Regions from separate parts of the Homo sapiens genome. Here region 2 is linked to region 1. Evidence: chromatin loops called from intact Hi-C (ENCODE). Cell type or tissue: psoas muscle. All regions are shown on one strand. Each heading gives the region's core, and the rest is flanking DNA. Links, peaks and the distances in the headings are about the cores only.

Region 1 (7,789 bases), core at 1,492-5,491:
AAAAGGGAACCCTCATACACTATTGGTGGGAATGTAAATTAATACAACCACTATGGAGAACAATTTGGAGGTTCCTGAAAAAACTACAACTAGAGCTACCGTATGATCCAGCAATTCCCCTGCTAGGTATATACTCGAAAGAAAGGAAATCAGTATATCAAAGAGATATCTGCACTCCCATGTTTATTGCAGCATTATTCACAATAGCCAAGATGTGGAAGCAACCTAAGGACCCATCAACAGATGAATGGATAAAGAAAATATGGTATATATACGCAATGGAGTACTATTTAGCCATAAAAAGAAAGAATAATATCCTGTCATTTGCAACAACATGGACAGAACTGGAGGTTATTATGTTAAGTGAAATAAGCCACTTACAGAAAGACAAACTTTGCATGTTCTCACTTATTTGTGGGATCTAAAACGTAAAACAAGGAACTTGGCCAGGCATGGTAGCTTAGGCCTGTAATCCCAGCAGTTTGGGAGGCCAAGGCAGGCAGATCACTTGAGGTCAGGAGTTCAAGACCAGCCTGGTCAACATGGTGAAACCCTGTTTCTACTAAAAATACAAAAATTAGCCTGGTGTGTTGGCGTGCGCCTGTAATTCCAGCTACTTGGGAGACTGAGGTGGAAGAAACTCTTGAACCCAGGAGGTGGAGGTTGCAGTGAGCTGAGATCGTGCCACTGAACTCCAGGCTGGGCGACAGAGCGAAACTCCATCTCAATCAATCAATCAATAAAACAAAATAATAAACTCATGGAGATAGAGAGTAGAAGGATGTTTACGAGAGGCTGGAAAGGGTAGTGGAGGGAGGAGGGGGGAGTAGGGATGGCTAATGGGTACGAAAAATAGAAAGAATGGATAATATCTGGTATTTGATAGCACAACAGGGTGACTGTAGTCAATAATAATTTAATTCTACATTTTTAAATAGAATAAATAAGACCTACTATTTGATAGCACAATAAGGTGACTATAGTCAATAATAACTTAATCATATATTTTTAAATAACTTAAAGAATATAATTGGGACCAGGTGTGACAGCTCACACCCATAATCCCAGAACTTTGGAAGGCCAAGACGGGTGGATCACCTGAGATCAGGAGTTTGAGACCAGCCTGGCCAATATGGTGAAACCCTGTCTCTACTAAAAATACAAAAAATTAGCCAGGCATAGTGGCGCATGCCTGTACTTCCAGCTACTGGGGAGGCTGAGGCAGGAGAATCACTTGAACCCTGGAGGCAGAAGTTGCAGTGAACTGAGATCATGCCACTGCACTCCCACCTGGGCAGCAAGAGTGAAACTCTGTCTCAAAAAAAAAAAAAAAAAAAAAGAATACAGTTGAATCGTTTATAACTCAAATGGATAAATGCTTGAGGAGATGGGTACCCCATTCTTCACTATGCACTTATTTGACATTGTATGCCCGTATTAAAACAAAACTTTTTTTTTTTTTTTTTTTTTTGAGATGGAGTCTCACTCTGTCACCCAGGCTAGAGTGCAGTGGTGCAATCTCGGCTCACTGCAACCTCTGTCTCCTGGGTTCAAGTGATTCTCCTGCCTCAGCCTCCCAAATAGCTGGGATTACAGGCATGCACCACCACGCCCATCTAATTTTTGTATTTGTAGTAGAGATGGGGTTTCACCATCTTGGCCAGGCTGGTCTCAAACTCCTGACCTCAGGTGATCTGCCCACTTTGGCCTCCCAAAATGCTGGGATTACAGGCGTGAGCCACTGTGCCTGGATAAAACAAAACATTTCATGTACTCTACAAATATATATAACTACCTACTATGTACCCACAAAAAATTTTTTTAAATAATTAAAAGAGTGTAATTGGACTGTTTGTAACACAGAGGATACATGCTTGAGGTGATGGATACCCCAATTACCCTGATGTGATTATTATGTACTATATGCCTGTATCAAAATATTTCAAGTACTCCATAAATATACATAACTACTATGTACCCACAAAAATTAAAAATTAAAAAAAAGCTGTATATATACATATCTATGTGCATGAGGCATATTAGCTTCATTATAATAACATGAATTAGGTAAAAGTCCCCAAGTGGTCAGAGAAACACTTTTCAGTGTATTAGGTCTTCAAATAAGACTACATATTTCAGAAACGCACCACAAACAAAAGCTCTAGGTAGCCATCAAAGTACAAGTTTCTAATAGAGCCTGGAATCTTTTAAATAAAAAAGAAATTTTAGTCTTATGTATCAAGACAAGATACTTCATTGCTAGAAAACTGCTACACAAACATCATCAGTACATGAACAAACTCAAAATTCAACCACATGCCTGCCAATCTCGACTATTGTGACACATCCAAATGACACATTAATGATATAATTAAAGACTGTCCTAAAAGCTGAGAAATTTAACTCCCAACAATTCCAGCATTTCAGATAAATAGTTATTCCAGAAGTGTTTAACCTCTGTAGCTTGCCTACGATTATGTTCAGCTTAACTGACTTTTCTGAATAGATCAGGGGTCCTATTAAAAGAAAGGATGAAAGTCGTAGAAAAGCAAGAGGAAGGGAAAAGCAGGACGAACAAAGGTGTAAACAGAAGAAGTAAGAGAAAAGAAATATAGTACCGGAAGAAATTAATATCATAATATGAAATGCATTTTCACATGACAGAGTCAACTATATAAAGAAAGGCATCCTTAGATTTATCATTGAGCAATTTATGTTCCAGCCACAGTGAAATTGAACTATGTTATCTAACATCTTTTTCCAAAACACTTATAATCAAGACCACTTCCTGGTCTGTCAATAAAAAGGAGTTTCTTTCTTTCATTTTTAGACTACTCAGGATATAGAGGTGGTGTTAGTAACAGTATCAAGGCAGGAAGACAGAATTCCACCTAATGCTTTTTTAGAAAACTGCTAATAGAGAAGTGATTCTGCTCTATGACCTTGAAGACATATCAGCATATATAAATGAGCAGAGAAGGACTGCTAAAGATACTAGCTGTCAAAATAAGTAGGGAAAGTTTAATCCTTTAAATAACATTACAGAGGATAACAAGTTGCCTATCCACAAGATGTAAAATAATATAACTGTTGCTATTAGTTAACTAGCTGGACGGTTTTTCAGACATTATTAAAAATGAAAAAAACCTGTAAAAATGGAAAACTAGTAATAAGGTGATGACATTATCTGCATGATTTTTGGACCTCAATTATGGAATGTTATTTGTAATTAACATATTCTCATCACAAAAAGAAGAGCTAGATAGGAGTCGAGTCGCATTACTGATTTAATTCTACAGCACTAAATATCATGAATATCATGACAAATAACATTTACCATGTACAGATTAGGCAACCGTGGTAACAAATAATAAACAAGTACAGGTACCACTCACTATTCAAACCCCTGCTCTCAAATTTAGGACACAAACATATTTATATATTTTTTTCTTTAAGACACTCACTAGTCAATATTTTAAACTCAGGAACTAAGCAGATGTGAATAGCAAGAGATAAAGTATATGTGCTCCTGGTTGGCCACATTTCAGAATCCTATAGAACTGACACAGAAAATGTTTGTGGACATGAGAGAAGTGGAGGTTTTTTTTAGAACTGGGTTCAGTAAACTTTTTCTGTAAAGGACCAGATAATAAATTTTAGGCCTTGAAGACAAGAAAGCAAAATCAAAGGTACCATGTAGTTGTTGTTTATAACAAGAGAAAAACCAAATTTTGACAAAATTTTTGTTGATGCAATTCAAAATATAATAATTCAATATAGTTTTTTGTAATATAGATCTACAATGAGAAGAAAGACATTCTTTTTATGGGAATAATCTTTTGCTCAGTTGAAATTCAAAGTTAGTGTTATTAGATTCTCCACAGTAGAGAGAGGAAAAACTAAAGAAAGTCTTCCCTTAAGAAAAATCCATACAAGACATGAGTTAAGAACATGAGACCAATGAAATTAAGATACTTTATTTTTAAGGTACTTTAAAGAATTCAATAGCAAGCGAGGCGCAATGATGCACTTGTAGCTCCAGCTACTCAGGAGGCTAAGGTAGAAGGATCGCTTAAGCCCAGGAGTTATGAGGCTGCAGTGAGTTATGACTGTGCCACTGTACTCTAGCTTGGGCAACAGAGTGAGACCCCCAATCTGTAAAATAAATTAATTAATTTAAAAAATATGGATTATCTGCTTAAAAGAAGAAAAATGACATTCAATAGCAAGCAGATATTTTGTTTATTTTGTTTTCAAGGTAGAATATAGCTATATATAATAAAATAATGAACATAAATACAGAAAATAACTTTGGTATTTTAAAAAAATCACACACACATAAATCCCACAACTATTTCTCATTATCTTGGAACACATCCTTCTTTCAGGCAACTCTTAATGCAAATATACAGTATATCTATCCATTTATATATATTACATAACTACATATACACATTTGTGCATACACATATAATTTCTTTTCAGATTAGATTTAAAATACCAATTTGAAATGAAACAATCTACAAAGTTTAATATTATAGAAGATTATGAAAATACATGGAAACAGTACTATAAATATAAAGCCATATATAAGCTTTACCTAGAGGCAATATATCACAGTAAATATATCTACTACTTACAAGCTATATGGCCATATGAAAGTTAATTACCAGCTCTGTGCCTTGAGATTCTTCATTTGCAAAACAGGAATAATTATGCCAATTTCATAGGGTTGTTGGGTATGAGTTACTGCATACAGCACTTAGAACAGTGCCTAGCACTTAATAAGCACTATACAAAGATGTTTGCTATTATTATTATTGTCCTCATAAAAATACATTGCAACTCTGTCCAAATGTCTGTTTTCACTGCTATCAACATACTGCTATCACTCTTGTGGCTGGGCACAGTGGCTCACGTAGGTAATCCTAGCACTTTGGAAAGCCAAGGCAGGCAGATCACTTGAGGTAAGGGGTTCCAGACCAGCCTGGCCAACATGGTGAAACCCTGTCTCTACTAAAAATACAAAAATTAGCTGGGTGTGGTGGCACATGCCTGTAATCCCAGCTACTAGGGAGGCTGAGGCAGGAGAATTGCTTGAACCTGGGAGGAGGCAGAGGCTGCAGTGAGCCAAGATCATGCCACTGCACTCCAGCCTGGGTGACAGAGCGAGACCCTGTCTCAAGAAAAAAAAAAAATACACTTAAAACACTATCATCTACAAGGTTACTATATTAGTCTCTTACTTGGACTCTTAATCGAGATCACCTATAAGCAACCCAAGTCAAAGTAGACAAATCATACTTCTTCAACATTAAAAACTTTGCATGTACAAAGAATACATTGGCTGGGCATGGTAGCTCATGCCTATAATCCCAGCACTTTGGGAGGGGGAAGTGGGAGGACTGCTGGAGGCCAGGAGTTCAAGGCCAGCCTGTGCAACATAGCAAGGACCTGTCTCTACAAAAAATAAAAACACATTAGCCTGGCATGGTGGCACATGCCTGTAGTTCCAGCTACTTAAGAGGCTAGGGTGGGAGAATCGCTTCAGCCCAGGAGCTTGAAGCTGCAGTGAGCCATACTGGTGCCACTGCATGCCAGCAGTGTGAAAACCTGCCTCCAAAATAAATAAATAAATAAATAAAGGTCAGGTACAGTGGCTCCTGTCTATAATCCCAACACTTTGGGAGCCTGAGCTGGGCAGATCACTTGACCCCACAAGTTCAAGACTAGACTGGGCAACATGGTGAAACCCTGTCTCTGCAAAAAAAATAGAAAAATTAGCTGGGCATACTGGTGTGCGCCTGTAGTCCCAGCTACTCAGGAGGCCGAGGTGGGAGTATTGCTTGAGCCCAGGGAGGTCAAGATTGGTGTGAGCTGTGATTGCAGCACTGCATTTTACCCTGGGAGACAGAGTGAGACCCTGTTTCAAAAAAAAAAAAAAAAAAGAATACCATTAAGAAAGTTAAAAAAGCCATAAAATGAATGAGGGAAAGTATTTGCAAATAATACATCTGATAAATAAAGGACTGGGACAAATATTTCTCCAAAGAAGATAAACAAATGGCCAATAGCATATGAAAAGACTCTCAACATCATTAGTCATTAAGGACATGCAAATAAAAACCACAATGAGATACCACTTCATACCGAAAAGAATGGCTAAAATAAAAAAAGATGATAAGTTTTGGTGAGGATGTGTAGAAACTGAAACACTCAAATTTCCATAGGGGAAATATAAATGGTGTAGCCACTTAGAAAGTGCTTCCGCCCAGAAGTTTAATCTCTGAATAGACCAATAACAGGATCTGAAATTGTGGCAATAATCAATAGCTTACCAACCAAAAAGAGTCCAGGACCAGATGGATTCACAGCCGAATTCTACCAGAGGTACAAGGAGGAACTGGTACCATTCCCTCTGAAACTATTCCAATCAATAGAAAAAGAGGGAATCCTCCCTAACTCATTTTATGAGGCCAGCATCATCCTGATACCAAAGCCGGGCAAATACACAACCAAAAAAGAGAATTTTAGACCAATATCCTTGATGAACATTGATGCAAAAATCCTCAATAAAATACTGGCAAACCGAATCCAGCAGCACATCAAAAAGCTTATCCACCATGATCAAGTGGGCTTCATCCCTGGGATGCAAGGCTGGTTCAACATACGCAAATCAGTAAACATAATCCATCACATAAACAGAACCAAAGACAAAAACCACGTGATTATCTCAATAGATGCAGAAAAGGCCTCTGACAAAATTCAACAACCCTTCATGCTAAAAACTCTCAATAAGTTAGGTATTGATGGGACGTATTTCAAAATAATAAGAGCTATCTATGACAAACCCACAGCCAATATCATACTGAATGGGCAAAAACTGGAAGCATTCCCTTTGAAAACTGGCACAAGACAGGGATGCCCTCTCTCACCACTCCTATTCAACATAGTGTTGGAAGTTCTGGCCAGGGCAATTAGGCAAGAGAAGGAAATAAAGGTGTATTCAAGAGGAAGTCAAATTGTCCCTGTTTGCAGACGACATGATTGTATATCTAGAAAACCCCATTGTCTCAGCCCAAAATCTCCTTAAGCTGATAAGCAACTTCAGCAAAGTCTCAGGATACAAAATCAATGTGCAAAAATCACAAGCATTCTTATACACCAACAACAGACAAACAGAGAGCCAAATCATGAGTGAACTCCCATTCACAATTGCTTCAAAGAGAATAAAATACCTAGGAATACAACTTACAAGGGATGTGAAGGACCTCTTCAAGGAGAACTACAAACCACTGCTCGAGGAAATAAAAGAGGATACAAACAAATGGAAGAACATTTCATGCTCATGGGTAGGAAGAATCAATATCGTGAAAATGGCCATACTGCCCAAGGTAATTTACAGATTCAATGCCATCCCCATCAAGCTACCAATGACTTTCTTCACAGAATTGGAAAAAACTACTTTAAAGTTCATATGGAACCAAAAAAGAGCCCGCATCGCCAAGGCAATCCTAAGCCAAAAGAACAAAGCTGGAGGCATCACACTACCTGACTTCAAACTATACTACAAGGCTACAGTAACCAAAACAGCATGGTACTGGTACCAAAACAGAGATATAGATCAATGGAACAGAACAGAGCCCTCAGAAATAACGCCGCATATCTACAACTATCTGATCTTTGACAAACCTGACAAAAACAAGCAATGGGGAAAGGATTCCCTATTTAATAAATGGTGCTGGGAAAACTGGCTAGCCATATGTAGAAAGCTGAAACTGGATCCCTT
Region 2 (7,789 bases), core at 2,389-6,388, 190 kb after region 1:
ACAAAAAGCTGGTTCTTAGAAAAGATAAATAAAATTGATAGATCATTAGCAAGATTAACCAAGAAAAGAAGAGAGAAAATCCAAATAACCTCACTAGGAAATGAAACAGGAGATATTACAACTGACACAAAATACAAATGATCATCCAAGACTACTATGAACACCTTTATGCACGTAAACTAGAAAACCTAGAAGAGACGGATAAATTCCTGGAAAAATACAACCTAGCTTAAACCAAGAAGAATTAGACACCCTCAACAGGCCAATAACAAGCAGCAAGACTGAAATGGTAATTTTATAAATTACCAACAAAAAAAAGTCCAGGACCAGACGGATTCACAGCAGAATTCCAGTAGACATTCAAAGAATTGGTACCAATCATTCTGACACTATTCCACAAGATAGAGAAAGGAGGAACCCTCCCTAATTCATTCTATGAAGCCAGCATTACCCTAATACCAAAACCAGGGAAGGATAAAACCAAACAAGAAAATTACAGACCCATGCCCTTGATGAACACAGATGCTAAAATCCTTAACAAAATACTAGCTAACCGAATCCAACAACATATCAAAAAGATATTTCACCATGATCAAGTGGGTTTCATATCAGGGATGCAGGGATGGTTTAACATACGTGAGTCAATAAAAGTGACACACCACATAGACCAAATTAAAAACAAAAATCACGGCAGGGAGTGGTGGCTCACACCTGTAATCCCAACACTTTGGGAGGCCGAGGTGGGTGGATCACTTGAGGTCAGGAGTTCGAGAGCAGCCTGGCCAACATGGTGAAACCCTGTCTCTACTAAAAACACAAAAATTAGCCAGGTGTGGTGGCGCATGCCTGTAATCCCAGCTACTCAGGAGGCTGAGGCACAAGAATCTCTTGAACCCAGGAGGCGGAGGCTACAGGGAGCCAAGATTACAGCACTGCACTCCAGCCTGGGCAACACAGCGAGACTCCGCCAAACAAACAAACAAACAAGCAAACAAAATCACATGCTCATCTCAATAGATGCAGAAAAAGCATTCAACAAAATCCAGCACCCCTTTATGATTAGAACTCTTGGCAAAATCATCATACAAGGGACATGCCTTAATGTAATAAAAGCCAACCATAACAAACCCACAGCCAACATAATACTGAATGGGGAAAAGTTGAAAGCATTCCCTCTGAGAACTGGAACAAGATAAGGATGCCCACTTTCACCACTCCTCTTCAACATAGTACTGGAAGTCCTAGCCAGAGCAATCAGACGAGAGAAAAAAATAAAGAGCATCCAAATCAGTGAAGAGGAATCAAACTGTCACTGTTTGCTGACAATATGATCATTTACCTTGAAAACCCTAATGACTCCTACAGAAAGCTCCTAGAACTGATGAAAGAATTCAGCAAAGTTTCCGGATATAAAATTAATATACACAAATCAGTAGTTCTTCTATACACCAACAGCGACCAAGAAGAGAATGAAATCAAGAACTCAAGCCCTTTTATAATAGCTGCAAAAATAAAAATAAAATAAAATACTTAGGAATATACATAACCAAGGACTCAAAAGACCTCTACAAGGAAAACTACAAAACACTGCTGAAAGAAATCACAGATGACAAAAACAAATGGAGACATATCCCATGCTCACGCTCGCAGATGGGTAGAATCAATATTGTGAAAATGACCATACTACCAAAAGCAATCTACAAATTCAATGCAATCCCCATCAAAATACCACCATCACTCTTCACAGAATTAGAAAAAACAATTCTAAAATTCATATGGAACCAAAAAAGAGCCCATATAGCCAAAGCAAGACTAAGCAAAAAGAACCAATCTGGAGGCCTCATACTACCTAATTTCAAACCATATTCTAAGGCCATAGTCACCAAAACAGTGTGGTACTTTATAAAAATAGGTACATAGACCAATGGAACAGAGTAGAGAACCCAGAAATAAACCCAAATACTTACAGTCAACTGATCTTCAACAAAGCAAACAAAAACATAAAGTGGGGAAAGGACACCCTTTTCAACAAATGGTGCTGGGATAATTGGCTAGCCACCTGTAGGAGAATGAAACTGGATCCTCACCTCTCACCTTATGCAAAAATCAACCCAAGATGGACTAAGGACTTAAACCTAAGACCTGAAACTATAAAAATTCTAGGAGATAACATTGGAAAAACCCTTCTAGACATTGCCTTAGGCAAGATATCATGACCAAGAACCCAAAAGCAAATGCAATAAAAACACAGATAAATAGCTAGGACATAATTAAACTAAAGAGCTTTCGCATAGCAAAAGGAACAGTCAGAAAAGCAAATAGACAATCCATAGAGTGGGAGAAAATTTTCACGATCTACACATCTGACAAAGGGCTAATATCCAGAATCTACAACGAACTCAAACCAATTAGTAAGAAAAAAACAATCCCATCAAAAAGTAGGCTAAGGACATGAATAGACAGTTCTCAAAAGAAGATAGACAAGTGACCAAAAAACATATGAAAAAATGCTCAATACCACTAATGATCAGGGAAATGCAAGTCAAAACCACAAAGCAGTATCACCTTACTCCAGCAAGAATGGCCATAATCAAAAAATCAAAAAACAGTAGATGTTGGTGTGGATGCGGCGATCAGGGAACACTTCTACACTGCTGGTGGGAATGTAAACTAGTACAGCCACTAGGGAAAACAGTGTGGAGATTCCTTAAAGAACTAAAAGTAGAACGACCATTTGATCCAGCATCTCACTATGGGTATCTACCCAGAGGAAAAGAAGTCATTATTCAAAAAAGATACTTACACACACATGTTTATAGCAGCACAGTTCACAATTGCAAAATCATGGAGCCAACCCAAATGCCCATCAATCAACAAGTGGATAAGAAACTCTGGTGTGTATATATATATATATGATGGAATATTCCTGAGCCATAAAAAGGAATGAACTAACAGCATTTGCAGTGACCTGGATGAGATTGGAGACTTTTATTCTAAGTGAAGTAACTTAGGAATGGAAAACCAACCATCATATGTTCTCACTAATATGTGGGAGCTAGGCTATGAGGACGCAAAGTCATATGAATGATGCAGTGGACTTTGGGGACTTGGGGGGAAAGTGAGATGGGGGCGATGGATAAAAGACTGCAAATATGGTGTAGTGTATACTGCTCAGGTGATGGGTGCATCAAAATCTCACAAATCACCACCAAAGAACTTACTCATGTAACCAAATACCACCTGTACCCCCAATAACTTATGGAAAAATAAAAAATAAAAATAAAGGCCAGGCACGGTGGCTCACACCTGTAATCCCAGCACTTTGGGAGGCTGAGGCGGGTGGACCAAGAGGTCAGAAGTTCAACACCAGCTTGGCCAAGATGGTGAAACCCCATCTCTACTAAAAACAAAAAAATTAGCAGGGCATGGTGGCAGGTGCCTGTAATCCCAGCTACTCGGGAGGCTGAGGCAGAGAACTGCTTGAACCCAGGAGGCAGAAGTTGCAGTGAGCAGAAATCGTGCCACTGCACTCCAGCCTGGGCGACAGAGTGAGACTCCATCTAAAAATAATTAATTAATTAAAAATTTAAAAATAAAAATAAAGAAGGAAATCCTGTCACATGCTACAACATGGATGAACCTTGAGAACATTATAAGTGAAATACACCAATCATAAAAAGATAAATATTACATGATTCCACTGAGATGAGATATCTAACACAGTCACACTAGGGTGGCAGAGGGGAAAAAATAAAAATAAAAAAATAAAGCAGTCACACTCATTGTTTTAGTCCAATTAGTGTTGCCATAACAGTATACCTGAGACTGGGTAGTCTAAAGAAAAGGGGTTTACTTGGCTCACACTTCTAGTGGCTGGAAAGTTCAATATTGAGCATCTGATGAGGGCTTCAGTCAGCTTCAACTCATAACACAAAGCAGAAGTGAGCCAGCATTTGCAGTGATCACATGCCAAACGGCTGGGGAGGTTCTTTTTAACAGCCAGATCTTCTGGAAACTAGAACTCACTCACTCCCTAGGGAGGGCATTAATCTATTCATGAGGGATCTGTCCCCATGATCCAAGTACCTTCACCAGGCCCCACTGTTACAGAATCCTTGAAGTGTCACTTCGCCAGCCGGAAACCTCTGTGGCCAGTAGCACTGCTGCCCAAGTTTCCCTCGGGGCCCACTGGGCCCACTCAGCCTGGCAGGCTGTGCTCTGCTCACACTACCAGGCTGGATCCCATGCCTGCCAAGGGCAAGCAGAGTGGTGAGGCATGTGTAAGCAAGCGAGCGGGGGGTTCACCCACTGCTGACAGCCAGGCATGCTGGCTATGGCAGGGCGGGCAGCTCGAGGTGCCAGCACGAGGCCCATGCACGAAGCTCCTGCCCTGCCAACTCAGAAGGTGGGGCTTCTGCCTGTTCCTGGCTTCCACCGGCTCCGTGGAGCATGCAGCCCAGGAGCAGCCACTGCCATGGCCACCACTGCCATCACCACCTCCCAACATTTCCAACATTGCCACAACGGGGATTTTTGTTTGTTTGTTTTTTGTTTTTGAGATGGAGTCTAGCTCCGTCGCCCAAGATGGAGTACAGTGGCACGATCTCGGCTCACTGCAACCTCCACCTCCCGGGTTCAAGCAATTCTCCTGCCTCGGCCTCCTGAGTAGCTGGGATAACAGGCGCTTGTCACCATGCCCAGCTAATTTTTGTATTTTTAGTAGAGATGGGGTTTCACTGTGTTGGCCAGGCTGGTCTTGAACTCCTAACCTCGTGATCTGCCCGCCTCAGCCCCCCAAAGTGCTGGGATTACAAGCGTGAGCCACTGCGCCCAGCCAGGGATCATATTTCAACATGACAAATATCCATGGATACATAAATACATAAAAAAGATAAACACTAATTTCAGGATAGGGATTTAACTCTTACGGGTTTAGGAAGAAGAAAATATTTGGAAAGTGTAGCCAGGGGACTTCAAAACTCTTTGTTTTATTTCTTAGGCTGGGTGATAAAAAGCATTTCTTGTGTCTGTTTTTCAGAGATGGGGTCTTGCTCTGTCACCTAGGCTGGACATCATAGCTCACTCCAGCCACTAACTCCTAGGCTCAAATGATACTTCCTCATCAGCCTCCCAGTCAGCTAGTACTACAGACATGCGCCGCCATGCCCAGCTAATTCTTTAATATTTTGTAGAGATAGAGGTCTCTCTCTGTGCCCAGGCTAGTCTTAAACTCCTGGCCTCAAGTGATTATCCCATTTCAGCCTCCCAAAGAGCTGGGATACAGACGTGAGTCACCACACCTGGTCAGTAGAAAGCATTTGTAACATTAACAATCCATGTTAATTGATCCCTCCAAAAATAATGAGGTCTAATCCAAAGAAGGAAAGGTTAATGGTAATATACTGAGATTGTGACTTAACTAATACTTTTTAACTGTGATTATAATAATTAAGACTGAAAATTAAGTTAAGACAAGTTCTATCATTTCTTAGACACCAGACTATAGTATCTACACCGGAGGTTTGAGCCCAGCAGTTTGAGGCTCTAGTGCTCTATGATTATACCTGTGAATAGCCACTGCACTCCAGCCTGGGCAATATAGCAAGATCTTCACCTCTAAAAGAAAAACAAAACTAAGGCCGAGTGCAGTGGCTCATGCCTGTAATCCCAGCACTTTGGGAGGTCGAGGCAGGTGGATCACCTGAGGTCAGGAGTTCAAGACCAGCCTGGCCAACATGGTGAAACCATCTCTAGTAAAAATACAAAAATTAGCCAGGCGTGGTGGTGCACGCCTGTAATCCTGGCTACTTGGGAGGCTGAGGTAGGAGAATTGCTTAAACCGGGGAGGCAGAGGCTGCAGTGAGCTGAGATCACACCACTGCACTCCAACCTGGACAACAGAGCAAGACTCTATCTCAAAAAAAAAAAAAAAAAAAAACCTACAAACACAACTAATGTTTATGAATAAAACTATAGTTATTTAAATATTTTAGAATTATATAATAATCAGTGCCTATATCTTTTAAACAAATCTGTGATAATGTAGTGAGAAAGCATCAAGAATAGGTTTGTTCAAACATAATTTACTGTACATGGTGTGCCATTACTCCTGCTAAACAAATCAGATTTCACAGTTAACAATATTACTTTTGATCCAAGCATAAGTTAAAAATTAACAGGCCCACAGTCCATAATATTTATGTTCCAAATTAATTATAACTGAACTTCCTCTATACAGAGCCAATTCTTCACTCCTACATATTTTGCCTTCACCTTTAACAATGGCTATTTTCCTTCTACTTCCTGGTCTTTCCAAGGTCTTTACAGTTTGTACCTGTATTATGCATATCAATTTGATATTTTGATCAATGAAACATCAAGTTTTTAAAATGCAAATAATACTGGCAAGAATGTTGTGATTGTTTTTCTCAAACCTGAATTGAAGAACTCCAGTAGTTTTCACTAACCTACTGAAGTATATCAGTCCAGCAAACTTTGCTCTCTAGATCAGGCACATAATACTTACTAAAAATTTATAAAGTTTATGGATAATCAAAGAAGCTAAAATTTTAAACTACAAAATAAAAGCCCTATACTGAGAATGGCAATAACTCCCAACACATTTACTAGAAAGTCCATGCAAGTAGAAAACACCACAATCTACAATAAACAAATACTAACTAAACTTCCAACTTTATATAAGGCAGACCATCCAGAAAAAAAAAATATTCTCATTTCAAGGTTAGAAAACAATGTAACAAAATCTTAATTTTCATTTAAATAATTTTATTGTGGATATCTTGAATAAAAGTGTCCACATAAAAATTCTACATCTCATGAACATTGTAGCTATTAACTTGTTTTTTCCTGCAGTATAAATAGCATGTACTCTTCATTCTTCATGATGCCTAATGGAGTCATCACCCTCCCATAACATAATCCTCCAAATTGCAGTGGATTAACTTTTTATATATAAAATTGTGTGTTTATTTGCATGTACAATAGAGAGAATGACGTTACACACACCTGTTCTACAGCATTTAACAGAATGTACCATGATGATTGAAATGAAAAGCGGCTAGCCAAATCCATCAAATATAAAAACTATTGCAATCCTGTTGCAAAGTCCTTTTGTTAAACTCCTTTTATGCTAAATCCTTTTAATTCTGTCCTATAACACTAAAACATTTATAAAAAGCTTAAAATCCTAATAAATCGCACAATTAAAGTAATGAAAATGGGCTTGCCCACCAAGTCACCAACTCCTCTCCCACGCAACAAAATTCAAAAGCGTTTCCTTGTCAGAAAATGTTAAATAATATCCCCCACCACACACACCATTGTAAACTCATTTAAACCAAAGGATTTAAGCTCAGAAATCAGCCTTAAGGATTTTTCAAGACATAAAATAGAAACAGCTTCTGCCTGGGTCCAAAAATAGACCCAGAGGCAAATAAAAATCCAACTGATAATGAAATATCTCAACTCTTCTCTTTTGATGTTAAGGATTATGTCTTCAATGTGAAGATTTTATGCAAAAGTATGCTGAAACTAATCAATTTTCACTGAGAAAAATATTTTCTAGAAGGATTCCATTGAACAACTAAATTTATCATTTAAACCATTTCCAAGTCTTCTGCTTCATTTTTTATTTTACTGAAATCATTTTTAAGATAGATTTGATTCAGTTAGTTTGTCCTTGTTGAGATTAACTTATATATTCACTCAATGTGAGCTTTCAAGGTATAGTCAAATTTTGCAAATCTAAATTTTATCCATAAAGTTTTAT

What was found. Hi-C counts contacts between places; a loop is a spot of excess contacts. Peaks named below come from ENCODE experiments on the same cell type or tissue, not always from the same donor. Only the 100,000 strongest peaks of a DNase experiment are listed, where the experiment ranks them.
Region 2: it touches region 1 in a loop (5-fold over the local background); 1 of 110 quality-filtered maps calls a loop at or near these places.

The regions. Positions count from the first base shown.
Region 1 is chr17:60,978,692-60,986,480 of GRCh38, reverse strand. The region is part of intron 14 of BCAS3 (BCAS3 microtubule associated cell migration factor); the gene reads right to left. Among named protein-coding and RNA genes, the nearest start is that of BCAS3-AS1, 150 kb to the left of the region's middle. In psoas muscle, for the core only: no CTCF peak of the experiment used is centred there; no DNase peak of the experiment used is centred there.
Region 2 is chr17:60,788,890-60,796,678 of GRCh38, reverse strand. All of the region lies in intron 6 of BCAS3 (BCAS3 microtubule associated cell migration factor), which reads right to left. Among named protein-coding and RNA genes, the nearest start is that of BCAS3, 110 kb to the right of the region's middle. In psoas muscle, for the core only: no CTCF peak of the experiment used is centred there; a DNase peak (open chromatin) is centred at 4,268; H3K27ac peaks cover 399 bases.